Linked DNA regions of Mus musculus: region 2 is linked to region 1. Evidence: chromatin contacts called from ENCODE Hi-C or POLR2A ChIA-PET data. All regions are on one chromosome and are shown on one strand. Each heading gives the region's core, a stretch centred on a gene start or an enhancer-like site at or near the end of the contact. The rest is flanking DNA. Distances are from core to core; before and after follow the strand shown.

What was found. A loop is a pair of places that touch in the nucleus more often than their neighbours do. ChIA-PET counts read pairs that join two places held with the same protein, here RNA polymerase II (POLR2A).
Region 2: a map of left cerebral cortex shows a loop between it and region 1 (2.8-fold over the local background). The contact joins the promoter of Cdc14a here to the promoter of A930005H10Rik in region 1. A Hi-C loop is called at or near these places in 1 of 37 maps with a recorded cell type or tissue (left cerebral cortex). POLR2A ChIA-PET finds 5 or more read pairs at or near these places in 1 of 5 experiments (embryonic stem cell).

What each region holds. Positions count from the first base shown.
Region 1 is chr3:115,886,103-115,893,156 of GRCm38, reverse strand. A930005H10Rik (RIKEN cDNA A930005H10 gene) reads left to right here and starts at 5,027. Exons shown (of 2, transcript NR_015487.1): 1 at 5,027-5,393. It overlaps Dph5 (diphthamide biosynthesis 5), which reads right to left and starts at 4,974. Exons shown (of 8, transcript NM_027193.2): 1 at 4,880-4,974; 2 at 4,560-4,717; 3 at 321-445. The coding sequence starts at 4,694.
Region 2 is chr3:116,422,240-116,429,285 of GRCm38, reverse strand. Cdc14a (CDC14 cell division cycle 14A) reads left to right here and starts at 5,254. Exons shown (of 16, transcript NM_001080818.2): 1 at 5,254-5,849; 2 at 6,629-6,719. The coding sequence starts at 5,801. It overlaps Gm40125 (a long non-coding RNA gene), which reads right to left and starts at 5,035. Exons shown (of 3, transcript XR_867571.3): 1 at 4,603-5,035.

The DNA.
Region 1 (7,054 bases), core at 3,778-6,277:
AGCCAAAGATGGCTGCAATTATCAAAGCAAATGGAGACCTGACTTTCGATAGTGTAAAGCCTTATTTAATAATGACACATTAGTTAAAGGTGTCTGACACCTTTATAACCCTGTACAAAGACAAAGGCACGAAAGAAACAAATGCTGGACTTAAGGCTTACTAGGATCATACTTACGATGTCATTTTTAACAAGTAGATACTCTTCACGGAAAATTTTTAAGTAAAATTCAGGTAAACTTAACAGGCCCTGACAAAGAAATGTTTGAGCAGAATAATCATTGCTGATAAATAGAAACTCACAATGTCTATTTTCACTTACCCAAATGGATCACCAACCACAAGGAACGCAACATCACTGACATCTGCATCCTTAAAAATATTATCTGCTTCTTGTTCTACTTCTTCTCTGTCAGCAAGAATCAATTTTCTTCCATAAAACTCTTCCTACAGATTGAAGTAGGATATCAAAATATCAAAATGATATACAGCAGGCGAGGCTTTAAAACACACACACACACACACACACACACACACACACACACACCCCATGCAGAACAATCTTTGTCTAGAACTGGGTGCAGATACTGGCAACCGTCCAAACACGTATCAGTCGAAGCAACTCATCAGTGAGCCAGCACTCCATATCATGATGCAATTAAACTCTGTCTTTGGGGCTAGCATCATATCCCTAGAGAAAGCAGACCTCTTAACATCTGAGGCCTCTAAATTTGTGTCTAATAGACTAGGCAGAACACTAAATGATGAACAGAGAATATGTATTCATGAGCCCTATTCCAGAAACATGAAAATATGGAATACATTAGCAATAATGATACATGGTAGGGCAGATGTTTCTACCAATCTCCACAGGAATATTTTTGGTGTACAGGAGATAATAAAAGGCAATGTCAAGAAATGACAGAAAATTACAATTTAGCTGTTCACAAAAAAATGAACAGTCTCATATAACTATAGGAAAAGAAATGAATTTAAATACAAAGGAAGTTCCCACCCAAGCTGTTTTGTCAATTAATTTCTTGAAGTTCAATTCTAGAGAACAAAGCCAGGAGAGTGAGCCAGTGAACTGGTATGACACTGTTTAATGATATTGTGCAAGATCATATAACTGAATCTTATAACTGAGTTCCCATGCAATTCAAACATGGAAGAAGATGCATAAATAAGTATATAAAATTATTCCTTCACACTGAGAAGTCTGAGTTATTAAAAGTTGCAGGGATGCTACAGTTAAAGAGTAATGGTATCCAAGATTGATCAAAGAAATCCATGAGAAATAAGTATCCAAAGATAAATGCTACAATTCCAAATGTGGGAATTATTTCTAACACCTACATAAAATCTATTACCCAGACAGGAAAACAACCTCACCCTATAGAACTGTTTCATAAACTCATAATAACACTGCTTACATTGATAAAATAAAAATGCACTCTTTATTTTCACTTTTGCTGTGTGCCTTTTTCTTAATCATTATTCTTTACATGTTTAACTTCCACTTTAGAAACCAGAAAACTTACAGTCCCAGGACGACTGTATCCATATATCTCAGAGAACACACGTGGTCACTGGATACCAAGTACAATGGTCTTTACTCAACTAACGTACCCTGAAAACAATCAAGAAGCCACATGCCACCAACGTAATGCTAAACATAATCCGGGCTCTTACATACGGAGGTCAGAGGACAACCGGAAGGAGTTGGTTCCCTTCTTTTCCCATGTGGGCTCAGGAACTGGTTTAGATTATGGGTTTCCAAGACACCGGTTTAAATAACCAGCTATTTATTTCAGTTATTTACAGACATGTTATAGTTTCTTCCTCCCACTACTTTTATAAATAACTTAAGTCTTTCATTAAGTTTTCTTAGGTATAATGCAGACAGACCCTGAACCACTTGTAGACTCTACTGCTTATACATTTTTATATAAAGTACAAATGCATTCAACGAATAAGCATGTAAGATTTAAAGGATCAACAGTAATTACCTGAAGGAAGCTAAAGTTGCATATACCAAAAATGATGATAACTCTTTCTCAGGTCTGCTATCTCTACACTTCTTTTGGAGACTATATTAAAACACTACAACAACAGCGAACAGACAAACTTGGAATTTCTTTACCAACATCTGTATGTGTCTTTTATAAAATCTTGACTGGCTGATTATTAACAAAATGAAAGCATATGTTCATTATAGAAAATAGAACTATCTTTTCCCTGCAATATAATGATCTTTAGCTGAAACCAGACTTCATAAAGATATACATCAACAGTTTAAAAAAAATCAGTTTGTTTTAACAAGAAAATGTGCAAGTGAAAAACAGAAGAAGACTGAAGAGAAAGAGGTTCTACAATTGTACTGGAAATATAAGGCATGAACTTATAAATGAGTGACTTGAGGCGGATGGTACAGATGGGATCCTGTGGCAAGCTACTCGGGGAAGAACAGGAACTAAGAACCTGGAGGACATGAAGACAATACTAGAAGAATTCTGTAATAAAATAAGATCCAGTCCAAACCATTTTGCTTGCTATAACTTCTCTGTTATACTTTGTGTAGTTACTATCTAAAGCTAAGAATGCAGAGAGAATGTATGAAAGTCTGGAAGGATAATTCTCAACTCAGAGATACTTTAGTTTGAATGTTGTTCTGTCACTATCTGTATGATACTGGACAAGTTTTTGGAACATCCCACAAAATGGGAGCAGTAACTATAGAGGGCTGGGTATTGTAGCTCTGTGGCAAAGCAATTGTGGAGCATGTTGAGAGACCTTGGGTTCAATTCCAAGCACTGTCAGGAAAATAAACAAAACAGCAAAATAAATGTTCCAAAAATATCAACACTTATCACTATGAAATAACAGATATTCTGGTACCTTAAAAAAACTACACAAAATTTACTTATAGGTAAGGTAAGCCCAGACCCCTAATAATTACATTTATGCTTAGGGGAAAACCTTGAAAAATTAATATTTACTAACACTTATAATTTATAAAGCATTTTCACATACACCTTAATAAATACTATATAACTTTCAATTGGTTATTTTTTCTTTGACAAATGGAGAAACTAGCATTTAGAAATTTGGAAATATATCTGCTAGCAGCTAAAATGTCTGAAAACTTTTGTGATGGACACTGTTCTAAGAGCCTAGAAGGCAAACACATCCTGACCTCAATTTATAAGAAATTAAATGTAAAGGAATTGTCCAGGGACATGTCACAAGGCAAAACAAGTTATGTCCCAATTTTGCTCTAAGCTATTGTCTAATATTCTTTTGTTTTTTGCTTTTTTGGGGGTGGGGGGTTGAGACAGGATTTCTCTGTGTAGCCCTGTCTGTCCTGGAACTTACTCTGTAGACCAGGCTGGCCTTGAACTCAGAAACCTGCCTGCCTCTGCCTCCCAAGTGCTGGGATTAAAGGTGTGTGCCACGACTGCCTGTCTTCCCTTTTTGTTTGTTTTTGGTTTTTGTTTTTGTTTTAGAGACAGGGTTTCTCTGTGTAGCCCTGGCTGTGTTTAATATTCTATTCGATTAACCTGCCAGTTATCTATTTTCTCAAATGGTTTTAGGTCCATTATAGTTTCTGATCACTGATCCAAGACATATTTCTATCATCTTGAAGTAAGTATAAACACCGACAAGTGTGGCCAGCAAGTCAAACTGACCATTAAACACTACTTTTTTTTTTTTTTTTCTAATTCATGACCAACTTAAGAAGAAGCCTATTTAGGATTCAAGATTTTTAACATAACCCTGAAACCTTCAAAATTCTGAGTTGTGAATCTGAGAGATATGACCGGAAGTTCTCTGGCCCACACTTTTATATGGAAGACTTGACAATTTAAAAAAACAAAACAAAACAAAAAAACCTTCCTCTCCTCCTCTAACAACACATCAGCATCTTATCTCAATATAGGGTTCACTTTAAGTTTGACAATCAAGCAGAAACTGACCCTTCTTGTTGTAACTATTATTTACATATTTACCCTGTTTAAGGTATATAATGCACTAATACATCCTCTGGTTACTTAGTCACTCTATATGTACATGTGGGAATGACAGCCTTCCTGGGAGAGTACATGTAAGGTCTCTTTGGCTATGTTGCAGACAAAAAAAAATGAGATCGCTGTTCCCTATGGAACTACTTCAAAGACGGAAGCTTTCAGATCGCTTGCTGAATGTATAAGCAACTCATTAAGCCTGTGTCAGCACCTCATTAGCACTCAACTCGGAAAGGATGTCTGGCTAGCTCATGAAATAACGGATTTGATAACTATCCCCAAGAGTGTAAAATAACTTTTTTTTTTTTATTTACTGGAGAAAGGCACAAAATTAGACTTGTAAAGTAGGACAAACTACCGTTTCATTTCCCAAGTCACTGAGTATGAAGTAGATCTTAATGGACAGGGTGTGTGTTTTACAGGGGCTTAAAAAAAAAAAAAAAAAGCAGACGCTTAGAGTCTGTGCAGTCTAGGGTAGGAGAATCGGACGCTAGCTAGATGTCTTCCCCAGAGGCCTGGGGACTTTAATCACGTACCAGGGCTTCCTTCCCTACAGTCAGGACTGAGGTGTAGGCTTCCAGATACACGCGACTGCATCGTCTCACAACTTCCAGGCCCTTGACTGTGATGTCCTTGGCATCTCCCAGGCCCAAGCCGATCAAGTAAAGCATTCCGAACTCCAGGGATGGGGAGACTGCAGAGCGAAGTGAACAACAGAAAAACGTCAGCTAACACCGGGGACCTAAAGTCTAGGGATGAACATAAAAACCAAGGTGGCACCCTGCGTGCGTCCGACACTCCTGCATACTCTTAGAAAATAATGGAATGACTGTTTTTAAAAGTGTGATCCGATTACCCGCTTAGAGACTCGGAGGTGATTCGCTGACGTCCCTCAAAGTCTCACTGCAGCCTTTTAATAATTGCAGTCCCCAAACCATGTGCCCATCAGAGACAGAGCTTCCGGGTCTCACCTAACGGCGCCGTAAAGCGCAGAGCCCTTCACAGCACTTTACGACTGGCAGGAGGCGGAGATGACAGACCGCTCCAGGAACGAGCTATAGAGCGATCGCATACCCCCCGCAAGGCCCTCCAGGACTCGCTGACTCCCGGGCAGAGGTCAAGGGTCAGGAATGGGTCCAGCTGTGCGCCTGGAAAGGACCCAGCGTGCCCACGCTCCCGGCAAGCCAGGACTCAAACATCCCCAAAGGGCGTCCGGGCTGATGACGATAGCTCCCAATCGCCCTCCAGACGCACACTGGCAGGAACAACCGGAGGGACTTCCCTGACCGACCCCGCGTTTGCTCAGCTTTGAATTCCCGCTCTGTAGATCTGTCGCAATTTAACCAGAAGTCACCCTGGTGAGGGGACAGGTTGGCTTGCCCTGCTGAGTGTGGTTGTTAAGTTCCCAGGGGGGGGGGGGGGGCTGTGACTCCTTCTAGGGGTTTGTCCCTGGGATCTGATACCAGAATGCCTCAAGGGAATCTGCCTTAGTCACCCTCGGTGGAGAGTGACCTTTTAAGAGTGCTCAAGGGATGACTAAATACGAATGTGATGACATATACGGATGAAAAATGCCATAATGAAGCCCATTACTTAGTATGCTAACCAAAGGATAATTTTAAAAAAGAAAGTAGTTCTATGGCGGGAAGCGCATAACAAAAAGGAAAGTGCTTTAAACCTCTCAGCGGTTGTTGCAGAGATTCTTAAAGATTGGTTACACGCAGCTCCAGTAAGCGAAAAGTTTACACTGCAGATGCTCTTCCTAAATTCACTGGTAACTTTATCCAAGTTGGGAAGACAGTTCATTGCTTCTCTTGGCACAATGTAATGGCCTTTCAGATTTTTCTTAAGTCTAGCCTTTTCCTCCAAGGGTGCACGAAGACCTGATTCTCCCTGTTCCCACTAAATTGATTTATTCTTTGCACCATATTAAAATACATACACCTCAAAATAGATCATGGTGTAAATGGAAAGACCTAAAATTATAACAGAAGAAAAAAAAAAAAGAAAAGAAAAGAAAATCTGACCTATCCAGGGAGAGATTTCTCAGGTATGCTATAAAAGGCATGTTGCAAAGAGAGAGGAAAAAAAGTCATACTTTAATAATAAAAACTCCCTTCAAAAGACTGAAGTCGTACACTGAGAGAAAATGTTTGCAAACCAGAAATTTGACAAAAGACTTGTCAACAGAGCAAACAAACCAAAGGAAGGCTATCAAGATGCTGGTAAAGGAACTTGTCACGCAAGTCTGACAACCTGAGTTTAATCCTGGAACCCAGTTAAAGGTGGAAGAAAAACAACTCCACAGAGGTCTCCCCTGACCACCACAGGCTGGCACACCCACACACACCCCCACACCCCCCCACACACAAACAAATTAATAATAAACTGAAGATGAATTCAAATCTAATGGATTCTTAAATGGAACAAGAAAACAACTCAATGTGGAAAAATGTACAAAAGATTTTGAGTGATAACAAATAAGATAGGCTAATAACAGATAAGCATTTTAAAACTTGTCTAGCCGGGCAGTGGAGGTGCACACCTTTAATCCCAGCACTCGGGAGGCAGATGCAGGCAGGTTTCTGAGTTTGAGGCCAGCCTGGTCTACAGAGTGAGTCTTGAACCCCGCCCCCGCCCAAAAAAAAATCTAGAGAAATGGTTTTCAAAGTTCTTTTTAGATTATTTTATGTGTGTGAATGTTTTCCCTGTCTGTATGTCTGTGTACCATATGTGTTCCTGTGCCCATGGAGGTCAGAAGACGGTACCAAAATCTCTGGAACTGGAGTTACAGATGTTTATAAGCCACCATGTGAGTGCTGGGAATCAAACCTGATAATCCGGAAACCTATCCAGTTCTATACATCCAGAGCTGGATTCATCACCTTCTTTACCTGCGTGGTATCTGACTCTGTATCGGGTAGGTTTGACATTCCCCCAACCCAGATATTAGTCACCCCCACACGTACTGCCAGGTCTTCTCTGTCAGAAACCATACTGACTATCACTGTGTTGGTTCAGATCCTAGCTC
Region 2 (7,046 bases), core at 4,005-6,504, 540 kb before region 1:
TTTCTGTCCTTCCTGGATAAATGCTGTCTATAGGTGTAAACCACCATGCCTGGCTAATTATAGTTTTTCCTCTTAATCATAAAAGTCAGACAGTGGAGATTTAATCAATGTTGCTACATTGGGAAGTAAAAATATAGGAGGTTCAGTGACCCCCAACTTCATCTTGGGGTTACTGAAAGAGCTTTAGGTTTAATAAAGGGAGAATTGGGGCAGGGGACAAAAGGTGTGTGTGTGTGTGTGTGTGTGTGTGTGTGTGTGTGTATGTATGTGTTTGGTCTGTGTGTGTGTAGCAACGTTTCTCAAGTGTGTTGTTTTGACCATTACCCTGGCTTCCATGCTGTGAGGTGATTTGAAGTGGTCTGTATGACTTAAGAGGAGCCATGCTGCACCATCTATCATGGAAGCCCTTAGCATTCCTCCACCATCCTGCATCTCATTTCCAGGATCTGGGATCTGCTTCGTAATTTGTGTTTGAAAATGGAACTGACTAATCTTCCACATTCCTTCTGGTTCTTTGGTTCCAGTTTGGAACTCTTAAACAGGCAGTATTGTGATGCAGAGCATGGCTGAGCCCGACTAACATCTTAAGGTCGGTTGTGGGCAAGTAATTTTTAAAAAAGATTTATTTTACTTTTAAGTGTGTGTGTGTGTGTGTGAGGGAGAGGGAGAGGGAGAGGAAGAGGGAGAGAGAGATAGAGATAGAGAGATAGAGAGATAGAGAGAGAGATCCTTTGGGCCTGAGTTACAGATAATGGCTGCAAGCCTCTGACATGGGTGTTAGGAGCCAGACTCAGGGTCTCTGGAAGAGCAGTGAATGCTCTTAATCTCTGAGCCACCTTTGCAATATGCCACATGGGCAGATATTTTATGAGCCACACTATCTATACATTTTCAGCATTTCAGTCCTGTGATAACAATATTTTTCTCTGTATTTTATTTTTATTTATGTAGTTATCTTTTGGGTTCTAGGGACTGAAGTTGAGGCCTTCAAAATGCTGGGCAAGTGCTCTGCAGGGACACGCTCCACCTTGCTTATGTATTTTGCCAAAAGGTGCTTTAAGTTGGTTTTCTAATCATACCGGGGATGATCAAACCAGTCGATTTCAATTATATCGAATTGAAACTAAATTCCCAGGCCTTGTTTCATAATCTAAAAGTAATTTGTAAGAAACAGCCATCATATAGTCTATATTTCTTCTGCCTTCTTAGATAATATCACTACTGACAGAACAAGTATGTTTTCATGAAATATTCTAATGGTAGCAATTAAAACACAGATTATGCAAATGTCCCAGCCTTCAAGTCTTTGACTACTGTGACTTCATTTTTCCTTGACCTCTTCCAACAAAAAGAATATTTCCCTTTTTATTTGACCTTTAAATGGTAAAACTGGGTTCTTTTAATGGCTTCCATTGCTCTTGTTCCCACCCAAGTCTTTCATCACGTACAAATAAATGTGTCCTCCTTGTCCCCACACATAACTAGTCATACCAGCTCAGAACTGGCCTGCGTTCCATTCTGGGACACAATTTATAAGAAATTGGGCAAATTGAAGATTGGGTCAGAAAGGATGGAGGCTAGACGGATGGAGCAGAAGGAAAGCCTGATGACGATGAGGGGTTTCATCTGTGAAACTCTAGGACGCAATCCAAGAGCTGCTTTGTAAAGAGCTTTTTTTTTTTGGAAGAGCTGTTGTGTGTAAAGAGTGACTGTCTTGCTTGGACAGGAAGTTGTTGGCATGACTTGAAGTTGCTTCCAGCAGTCTCTTCTCTAGGTCTGCATGCATGCACCCTGCATGGAATGCAAGACAGCCCAAGAAGTATGCAAGTTAGGGATGCAGAGGTAAACATTTGTTTACACTCTCCCTTCCTGTTCTTACTGGCTAAATCCACAAGCACTTTCCTTTTCTACAGCGAGGTGACATTGTAAATCCCATAGTAGTTTCATGTATAATATGCCATTCTTTACTGCTGGTTCAAGTAAAAGTCAGTTTCTTCCGTTTGTACTAAGTTGGGTGATTGGGATGAAATGTCCGGTTTTGCCTTCCCCCTGGGTTGTAAGAGCATGTCTTTATTGTGAGGCTACAACAGTAGGAACTTTGGCCCATGATAACTGAGGCAATAATGTGTTTTATGATGTCGTTCGGATCTTGGTGTGTATGTGCCATGTGTACAATGCTGTATATTTTTCTTGCAGAGTTTTTAATAGCATGACTTAGAGAGGTCCTAGTTTACTAATATTACTCACAGCACAGTATTAAAGAATTTTATCCTCTGTATGGAAGTGGCACACATCTTTAATCCCTGTACTCAGTAGGCAGAGGCAGGCAGATCCTCTGTGAGTTCCAGGCCAGCCTGGTCAACAGAGAGAGTTCAAGACCAGCCAGGGCGACAGGGAAACCCTGTCTCAAAAACCAAAAACTACAGAAGAAAGAATTATTATCAAAAATATATAGTAAATATGGTAAGGAAAAATAATTTTCCTTTAAATTTTGGCTTGAGACAGCATCTTATCTCACACTAATCCAGTTGGACCTCCAACTCATGAAGCACTCTCATGCTGGGACCATAGGCATGGGCCACAAACTCAGGGCCATTTTTACTTATTTTTACTTTAGTCTTATGTGTGTCTACATGAGAATGTACCACATGGGTATGGGTGCTATTTTGTCCAGTAGAGTGTTGGATGCTCTGGGGCTGTAGTTAATGGCAATTGTGAGCCTCTCAACACGGGTGCTTGAAGTGGAGCTTAATTTGGGTCGTCTGGAAGATCAGGAAGCCGCCTTAACTGCTGTGTCATCTCCCCAGCCCCCATTTTCATCTCTTTTAAAGAGTTTTGTTAGGTCACACTTCATTCCTCATGTCTAAAACCTCTAAGGAGAATTCTATGAAAGGCAATGTAGAACCCTTTTTGGGAATAGAATAGACCCCTGTTGTTACAGGAGCTATTCAATGAAATCTGCCCCCCTGAAAGTGTTTTATGGATCTCTCTCCTGAGACTACTTATGAACGTACAGTCATGTGATGGCCAGGCAGAGTGACACAGGCCTGGGTTCCTGGAAGGAGGATCAGGAGTTTATTGTCATCCTTCTTTACGTATGGAGTTCCAGGCCAGCCTGGGGTTATACCAGACCTACCTCAAAAAACCCAAAAACAGCCGCATTAGCCCGTGAGATGGCTCAGTGGGTAAAGATGCAGGCCACCAAACCTGAGAGCCTGTGTTGTAGCCCCTACACTGTGGGAGGAGCAAATGACTATGGCCACTCTAAATCAGCGCAAGCCACCACCTCTGGCTCCAACTTTTTACTGCAGTTGATAGTCAGATGAAAAACTATAAGACTTGTAAAGCGGCAGCTTTAGAAATGGGTTGAGTGGGCTTTACTGTTAGCTTTATAGACAAAGGGGCGAAGCCTACTGAGACTGACATGCTATGCTTTTCTACATATTTCATTAAAAAAAATCTCAATTACGTTTATTCCAACAAAATTGAAATTGTTCAACGTATTAAAACCAGGATTTGGGAGAATAAAGGTAACATTCAAGTTTTGAGAGGGTCTTTGTTCTTTTTCCTTCTTTTTTTTATTTTTTAGTTTTCAAGACAGGGTTTCTCTTCATAGCCCTGTCTGCCCTGGAACTCACTATGTAGACCAGGCTGGCCTTGAACTCATAGATTCACCTGCCTCTGCCTCCCAGGTGCTGTAATTAAAGATATATGCCACCAACCCCTGGCTATTTTAAAGTGTACTCCCCCTCCTCCTTCTCCCTTTTTCTTTTTGGGAGGTCTTTGCTTTCAGGACTCTTAGAATATGTAATACACTTCAAAAGGGTTCAAGGCTCATTACAACTTTCAGGACTTTTACAGTTGTAAAGTCTGTTTCTTTTTCGGGGTTAACTTTTGAATGTAAGGAGAGGGTGTCTTTTTAACTCCCTTACCAAGGATGTGTTTGGCTAGAATTACCGAGATGCTCTGAATAACTTTCCAGTATATCAAAGTAGTATCCACTTAGTTTTGTGCTTGTTTAGCTTTATGGAAAGCCGGCAGAGCAGAAGAATGGCCTAAGAATTGCCTCCCTGGAGTCAGTGTTCCAAGTTGCTTCAGCCGGCACTTTGCTCGAGCGCCCCCTCTCTCCCTAGAGGTCAACACGCAACTGCGAGCTTTCAAAGGCTTGCACAAATCCCCGTTTCAAGGAGAAACCACTCAGAGCGCATGCTCTGGTGATAGTGGTTCAGTAGCGCCATTTTCGTAAGGGAAGGGCTGGCCACTAGTTCCGTCCCTAGGGCTCCCAGCATTAAAGTTCTCCAAACTGGATCAAAACGTTGCCGAACAAGTCCGGGGCCTCCTGGAGAGGAGCCTTTGTACTCCTTTGCAACGCTCCAGCCAAGACTACAGAAATCTTCTGTTCATTTCTCTTGTGGACAAGAGATCCTTTTCCCTCTTCTCCCTTCGCCTAGGATAGCCTACAGTCCGAGACTAGAGCCTTACACTTCTGGTGTAATTTTGCGCTCACACCTGTGGCCAAAATGAAAGGACTTGGAGAACTGGACGGGAATTTTTTTCCCCCTTGAGAACAAAGCCTAGGTGAGAGCAGACTCTAGTACTTACAGGGCATCAGTCCGTGTACTCAGGAGCTAGGAGGTATCGCTTCTTTTGAAAATTGGTTATAAAGACACAGATCCGATAGTGGTGAGAATAGGGGTTGGTGGAAAGATAGCTAGCGGTACGACCCGACATGGAGAAGGTCTGAGGTTTTTCAATGTGTGTGTCTGCGCGCGCGTGCGTGTGTGTCTCTGTGTGTGTGTGTGTGTGTGTGCGCGCGCGCGAGTTTAGAAGAAACTGAGTGAAGCAGGAAAGAGCTTGAGAGACAAAAAAAAATCTGGTGTGGAAGAAGAGCTAGCCGGTGCAGACGTGGAGACAGCATCTCAGCCCGCCAGGCAGTCGCAGCTTCCTGGGAGGCATTCACTCCTCTCTACCCATCCTTTTTCATTCATAAGTTTGTGGCTCCGCCTGACATCCACCCCACCCCCACCCCACCCAGGCAGAGGGCCAAGTTTCCTGTGTAGCAATTGGTGAAAGGCAACAAAGCCTTAGCAACTGGCTCCTAGTGACCCGCGGGGCGCCTGGTAACTGGGGCCCGAGGCCGGCTCAGAGAAAGGAGCCGAGCTGTCCCTTTAAGGGATGGCCGCGGAGTGGTGAAAGTGGAGGGGGACGAGGGAGGGCGGGGAGGCAGGTCTGGGGGCGGACCTAAGAGGAGGAGGAGGAGGAGAGGGAGGAAGAGTTGCTGCTGAAAGGAGGTGGCGAAGGAGGAGTCTGAGCAGCTGCTACTAGCCCCGCGGACACCTCCGGAGTCCTGCCCGCTGCCGCACGAGTGGCCACGGGCGCGATCCGGGCCAAACGTCTTGTCCTCCATGATCACTTTGGGAGCCGGGGAAAGACTTTGCCCGGCCTTGGGAGCTGGTGTGCGCCGTCCAGGTTTGGTGGAGACGGTGCAGCGCGAGAAGGAGGAGCTGCAGCTCGAGAAGCAGCAGCAGCCGCCGCCGCCGCAGAGTCCGGATCACAGCGGTTACAGCCCGGGGCGTGTGCGTCCCGCGCCCAGCGGGTTCGGTTCCCCACGGAATGTCCCCGGGGCGCCCCACGCGCTGACCCTGCAGCTGCCTCCGCCTTGGGCGACTGCCTCCTCCCTCAGGCAGGCTCGGTGATTGGGACCGCGAGCTCCCAGCTCTTGGGCAGTGGGGAAGCCCCCGGGGGCGGGTGACCTCAGCTGGCCACGACCCAGCCCTCCCCCGTGCGGATCTCGCTTAAGATGGCAGCGGAGTCTGGGGAACTAATCGGGGCTTGCGAGTTCATGAAAGGTGAGGAGCAGCCACCCGGCATCCTCCGGCCCTTCCACGCCACTCCCCCCCCCCAACTCCTCACGGCTCACCCCTTTGTCCCAAGCCTCTATGCTGGGTTTCTTTTCGGGCCCTGTGTCCCTCAGTACTGCGGCTCGGCGCTCGGGCCCCTTCTCGCTACTCAACTCCCGGAGGACCCCCTGCTTCCGGCTTCTTTTTTCGCGTTCTCACTCCCTCTGCAGCTTCCTCGTACCCGGACAGTGCAGGCTTCTCTGCTTGGGATCCTCCTGCAAACCTATCTTGGTGGGGAGCCTGCTGGTTTTAATCCTCCATCCGCTAACTCTCTACTTCCTCGGTGGCTGGCCCGTGTTTTTGGGACACCCCCTACCCCCAACCACACCCCCCTATCTTTCCTTCCTTCCTCTTGAAGTCTGCTAAGCTGCAGCGGCAGAAGCTCGCCTCTTTTCCCATTCCACCGCAGCTGAGGTCTGAAGGTTTCCGAACCAAACTTGTGTCTCCAGTTTTGCGGGTACCCACAGCTCCTGTCTGCACCCGCCCGCACGCAACCAGGGGGTGAGGGAACTCAGAAGATGCTCTGCCCCCTGCTGGGTCTTCTAGCCTCTTAGCAAGATGTGCTTTTGGGGCTCTGTAGCTTTCTGGAAGATCCTGTTTCTCCAAGAATCCCACGTGTTAAAGGTCTTTAAACGATGTGTAGCAGTTATTAATCCTTTGTGCATGATCTGCACTCTCAGTCTCGCGTCCCTGCTTCTCATGTTCTGTCTTTTAAACTTGTCTTTCAGATCGATTATATTTTGCTACTTTAAGGAATAGACCAAAAAGCACAATAAATATCCACTATTTCTCCATCGACGAGGAGCTGGTCTATGAAAAGTAAGTCCCCCCCTACTTTTTTTTTTAGCACCCCCTGAACTAGTTAGTTTGTTGGTTCTTTGATAATCGGGTTCCTTCACTTTTCCCAAAGAGTTCCGAAGGTATTACTAGCTTTCTATAGCTTGGGGAGGGATGCACACTGTACGTAGTTTGGTCCTGTTAACACTGCAGTCCTTTTAGAACTTCACGATATTAATTCTTCCTCCTCCCACAGCACGTCTGGGTTCCTCACACTCCCCAGAGTAGCACCAGGCCGTCATACCTGGTGTCATCACCAGACCTGTAATTGGCCTGTGAATCAGTCACTAGGTATTTGTGGGAGCACCC